Linked DNA regions of Mus musculus: region 1 is linked to region 2. The links are chromatin contacts, found by Hi-C or POLR2A ChIA-PET in ENCODE. All regions are on one chromosome and are shown on one strand. The core of a region is the stretch at or near the end of the contact, and the rest is flanking DNA. Distances in the headings are between cores, read along the strand shown. Region 1 has its middle 5.5 kb from the start of Gm31385. Region 2 holds the start of Nlgn3 (neuroligin 3).

Region 1 (2,859 bases), core at 262-2,761, 33 kb before region 2:
ACAGCCTATCAGCGCAATGGGAAAAGTCTAAATTTCCACCATTCGTGTGCTGATTCTTGAAATGGTCAAAATCGGAAACAAAAGCCAAGGAGGATTTGTGTCTGCACTGACCCTTTACCCCAGCATGGGCAAAACACATGTTGCCTCTTTCCTGTTCCTTGGCTATTCCATGCAGAAGGTAGAGGGTCGAGCCTGGACAATGCAAATGAACGGTGGGTGGGATTCAGCCAGGGGACCTCTACAGGGAGAACTAGAGATGGAAGATAAAAACTCAGCCCCCTCCTAACCACCACACCTCAGTGTATGTGGTTCGGAAATCTCCATTCTTTGATGCAATACTCAGGCTTATGGGTGTTTACTGCACACAGAGCCTATGAAACCCTAGGCTACACTGCTACTTTCAGGCAGCTTTACCTGTGGGATAAGAAACTTGGCGGAGAAGTGATGTCTGAGCATGAAGAAGCAAAACGAGACTACAGGAAGCAGCCTAAAGGAGACAAGTGTAGCCAGCTCCCTTTACACAGCTTCTGGCTTCATTTAACCCAGTCGGGGAAAACATGCTGTAAGGGCACGCAGGAGCATGGATGACATAGGGCCCCTGGCTCAGGTAGACATCCATCCTTTCATCTGAATCCAGCAGCTTCTTCGCTCTGCCTGGGCTCTCTGTTTTCTCCATTATCTACCGAAGGCTGGATTCCTCTTTAGGATTACAATCTTTGTTAAGGTTGTCCTATATGATTGACACGTATGTCCCCAGAGACCTACAGAATGATCCGAAAGCCTCCACCTAACTCCACCTTTCCAGGCTCCTCCCTCAGAGTGGCTGGCAGCTGGAGCAAAGGCAGCCCCCTGTGATCTGGGGCTGAAGTGGAAGCCGAGGCAGTCCCCCTCCCAATCATTTTTCCTTCCCCGGCCTCCAACAAGTAAGACAGAAACCTCAAAGGACAGTGAGGGGTTAAGCTCCTTATATGGAAATGAGACTCCTTCCTGTGCGGAAATAAGTGTTTTAGCTTCAAGTACACACACACACACACACACACATAGGCACACACACACACATAGGCACACACACACACACACACACATACAGGCACACGCACACACACACGCACGCGCGCACGCTGGCGGCGGCGGCGGGGGGCGGGGCGGAGAAGGGGGGCGCGCGGGCGCGCGCGCGCCTTCAGATAAAATTCCCGAAGCTCCTTCTCTTTGGCGGGGGCGGAGGGTGGCGGGCAGCAGGGGCGGGGCCGGGAAAGGCCACTTTGCGCAGCGCAGACAGAGGGATGAGTCATCAAAAAGACTCGGGGAAAGGAAGCGGAACTAGTCATCAGAGCCGGGAAAAGAGGTAGCCAGTCATTAGACAGGGATGGTGTCAATCATACTTTCTCCACCAATGATCTGAGAGTCTCTCAGGCCTCGCAGACCGGAAAAGGGGTCTTGGGAGGCGGTCTAAAGCTGCTGAGATCCGAAAAGCTTGGGCGCTGGCGGCGGCCAAGGCTACGGACGCGCGCAGGGCCCCCTGGCAGGAAGATGGCGTTTGCCGTCAAGGTCACATGGCCACTTTTGAGCACTAAAACGAAAGACTAGCTAAGAAAGAGTAGGGACGGCCATCATGGGGCCGGATTTTCAGAAAGCTGTCAGGATTCCAAGTTGTTTTTTTTCCAGTTCGCAAGCACATTTGTCTTAGTTATCAGCCATATTCTAAACACATCGTACAGCTCTGGGAAAGGGCGGGGTCTTCCCTGGGCTTTTTTCCCCCTCTGCAAGCCTGAAAAGGGGTGGACGAAGCCTGGGCTAGAGTGGTTGGAGGAACTACAGGAGGGCAGCACTTGACAAAATAAAAGCACCCACCCGGGTCTTGACAGGCTTGGGAGACCAGGAAGGGAGGCCGATTCTGCCCACCACCTTTTTTTTTTTGGTTTTTCGAGACAATGTTTCTCCGTGTAGCCCTGGCTGTCCTGGAACTCACTCTGTAGACCAGGCTGGCCTCGAACTCAGAAATTCTCCTGCCTCTGCCTCCCAAGTGCTGGGATCAAAGGCGTGCGCCACCACACCCTGCTCACTGCCCACCACTCTTAATCCCTAAAGGTCCATGCCAGGCTTAGCTCCAGGTAGTGAGTGAGGTCCAATGCCTGAGCCCTCTCTAGTTTGGAAAAGTTGATTTGATTAAGTTCCTTGAATAGGTTCAATGTAAATTCAGGATCAGAAATCTTAAAACTTTACAATTTACAAGATAAAATATGTCAATCTGTGTAAAATGTGTTGTTGTTTATGAGGTGACCCACAAACATTACTTGGGAAGTTTTCTTGTTCCCTTGCCAAGCTTGGTAGCCCATACCTTTAATCTCGGCACTCAGGAAGCTGAGGCAGGAGGATCTTGGTGAGTTTGAGGCTAGTCTGGTCCACATATTTCCAGGAAACCCTGGGCAATATGGAGATACCCTATCTCAAAAGGGAAGGGGGGGTCTTTTTGAGCTGCGCCTGCGTACGCCTTTAATCCCAGTACTGAGGGGTGGGGGCAGAAGCAGGTGGATCTCTTGAGTTCCAAGCCAGCATGGTCTACAGAGGGTTCTAGGACAGCTAGGGCTACACAGAGAAAGCCTGTCTTGAAAAACCAAAAGAAACATTTTTTGAGACATGGTTTTCTTTATTGCACAGCTCTCAATGTCCTGGAATTCACTTTGTAAACCAGGTTGGCCTCTCACAGAGAGCAGCCTGTCTCAGCCTCCTGAGTGATGGGATTTAAGGTATGTGCCACCACACCAGGCTTGAAAAGTATCTTAACTGAAAGATAAAAAGGGACTTGTCCACATCTTGGCGAGTATGGTTAAAGGGCCTTTACTCATGGACCCCCGTTTT
Region 2 (2,832 bases), core at 260-2,759:
GCCTTCCGAGATTTCAGGCCTGTTCCTTTAAGAAGTGGCTGAAGGGGTGGGGGAGGGAGATTGGGACCGACCAGCAATCGGCAATCGGCCACCATGGGAGGGGAATGAGAATGTGTGTGTGTGTGTGTGTGTGTGTGTGAAAGAGAGACAGAGAAAGACAGAGACAGGGAGGGAGAGACAGAGAGAGACAGAGACAGAGAAGGAGGGAGAGACAAGAGACAGAGAAAGATGGGGAGGAAAGCAGGCAGGCGGGTAAAGTGACTAAAGGGATGGGGGCTTAGAGGAAATGGGGAGCAAAGTATGGGGTGGGGAGATCCCAGACACTGCCCAGAATGCACCCGGGTGGAGAGGTGGAGGGGAAGGGGAAGGGGAAAGAAGGGGTAGGAGTAGGGAGGTGGGGCAGGAGGGAGTGGGTGGGTGTGTATATGGGGGGGGGGTTAGTCCGCAGCTGAGTTCACACAATCCCCCCATTCACCGTCTCCATGGCAACTCTGGGGCACAGACCGCTCATTCACACAGCTTCCCCGCCAGCACCCCCCCATTAACCCCCTCGATGCTGCCCCCACCTCACAAATTCCATTAACCCTTTCTAGAGGCCTTCCTCTCCCGTAACCCTTCCGCGCCAAATGCCAAATTCCCCTGTTGAGTCAATTCGCTGCAGCCCCTCCCTCTGGTGAACACCTAGACAAACCAACCGACCCCCAAATGCCCTCTGTACCCTAGGACCCACTGTGAGTTAGTTCCCAAGGCCAAGATCTCCATTCTGGTCCAACTTGCAATTTGGGAGAAGACAAGGGAGGCAGCAATGCTGGGATGAGAATGGCATCTAAGGGGACTTTGGGGGCTGGAGCAGTCTTGGGCAAGGGGCATTGTGCTGGAATGGATCAGTGTTGAGAACTGCAGTATTGGGGGCTATGTGGGTTTGGAACGATATTAGAGGATGAAATTGCCTTAGAATGGGGAGGCTAGAATAAAGGCCTCCATTGGGTGGGGGGGCTGCAGAGAGTGGGGGAGGGAACCTGGCTGTAAGATGCTATGATGGAAGGGGTGTGGGGGTGCACTGCAGGAGAGAGGGTATTGGCAATGTGCAATCCTTGAATGGGGCTGGGGGCTCTGGTTAGGGGTATTTTTTGGTGAGCATGCAGGCTGGATGATAGAAATAGAGAAACCATGGGCGGAAGGATGATAGGGATGCAGGATTTAGGGAGGAGGTAGAGGAGAGAAGCAAAGTGAGGGAGGGCCGGGAGGTCAGGGGTACCTATGGAGAACACGGGGTTGAGAAGGATGGGAGCCACTGGCCGGGGAGGTGGAGGGACCCGGGATTGGGAGGGGACAGGATTGGGAAAGGTATGGGCAGCTAGAGGATGAGAGACCGAAGCAGGCGGCCTCACCTGTTCCCTAGGCGGCTGCAAACGATTGAACCAGGCCACGGACCACCCATATCGCCTCCAGGCCAAGGGCTCCGCACCCGAATCTCCGAGATCAGCTCTCCGGCAGCCTGGCTGCTGTGCCCGCGCACCAAGGGGGCGCGCTGCGCGTGCCCGGACACGGGGTGGGGGGGGCGCGGTCCCTGGCATTAACTCCTTTTGTGCCAGTGATGGCTCAAGTCCTGGGGCATGGCCCAATCCCCCCACCACACACACACACACACACACACACACACACACACACACACACACACACACACCCACCACGTCAGGCAAGCTCTGCTCCTGTCCCCCACCCTCACATTCCAAGCTATCAGACAGGTAGGTGATTTTCCAGGAAAACAAATCCAAACTTTATCGGCAAAGCTTGAGACCTTGATACAGGGAGAAACTGAGGCACTGTATGGAGAAGATCCAGTTTCTTGCCACAAAGCCCTCATTTGGCAAGCATCACCTCTCCTTAGCACCAGCACCACCCAAGGTGCAATCACCAGTGGGGTCACTTTTCCCTCATCCTGTTACCTCCCAGAGGTCAATGTCATTCACTTCTGCTGCTTCTGTCAAGGTGGATTGGATTCAGTCTCAAAAGACCAGTTCTCGCCCCATTCTGGTTTCTACCCCCACCCCAATAGCTAATGTTTTTATCTAGTTTCTATATGTAATACACCTATCCACTTGACCTAGCACACATACACCATTAAATCCCTGCTGAACGTCCCTTATCCTAGCCAAACTTCTACCCCTTGGGCTGCTTCCAGGATAGAGCAAGTCAAGAAAAAAACTGCTTCAGTTGTGCTGGCTTTACCATACCTGGGAGCCCCGTTCCTTTCTCACGACTTGAGGAAGTCCTGTATGTAGATGGGCTTTGTGGGCTCAGAGATATTTTTAAAAATGACTTGGATATTCATCAGTTGGCACTCAAGCTTTTAAGGGCATAACTGACACCTCCCAGTGATAGGGTGTAATTATAGATTGGGGGTATACTCCAGTTATCACCCAACCTGGGGGTACCCTCCAGTTATCACCCAACCACCAGACTAATGTAGACTTCTTCTAGTCCTAGCTGAGCAGAAATTGTCATAAAGTAGCTGGGGCCCCCAGCGCAGCCTTGGATTGAGGGCCTAAGGCAAACAGACCACAGAGATGGTGAGACCAGCCCAGCCCTTGTTTCAAAAGTGACTCTGAAGGAAATTTTGGGTTGAGAGTGAGAAACAGTCACTCTGGGAAACTGCCAAGGTGGGTTGTATGAAAACATGGGGTTCCAGCAGGTCAGGGAGAAACAGGTGTGGCATCCTGCTTGTCTCTCTTCCTGCTAGAACTAGTCGGAACTTCTGTCACATCACATGCCATCTCATGCGCACAGACAGCAACTATTTAGAAATGTTCCCTTCAGAGAAGTTCTCTA

Evidence for each region. A loop is a pair of places that touch in the nucleus more often than their neighbours do. ChIA-PET counts read pairs that join two places held with the same protein, here RNA polymerase II (POLR2A).
Region 1: a map of left cerebral cortex shows a loop between it and region 2 (7-fold over the local background). The contact joins the enhancer-like site here to the promoter of Nlgn3 in region 2. A Hi-C loop is called at or near these places in 3 of 37 maps with a recorded cell type or tissue (all left cerebral cortex). POLR2A ChIA-PET finds 5 or more read pairs at or near these places in 1 of 5 experiments (Patski).

What each region holds. Positions count from the first base shown.
Region 1 is chrX:101,331,128-101,333,986 of GRCm38, reverse strand. No RefSeq gene overlaps it. Among named protein-coding and RNA genes, the nearest start is that of Gm31385, 5.5 kb to the left of the region's middle. Within about 2 kb of position 1,511, at least 1 of the 3 ENCODE cell types and tissues checked has a DNase peak (open chromatin) inside an H3K27ac peak, as active enhancers do.
Region 2 is chrX:101,297,856-101,300,687 of GRCm38, reverse strand. Nlgn3 (neuroligin 3) reads right to left here and starts at 1,509. Exons shown (of 7, transcript NM_172932.4): 1 at 1,392-1,509. It overlaps Med12 (mediator complex subunit 12), which reads right to left. Exons shown (of 45, transcript NM_021521.2): 45 at 1,754-2,832.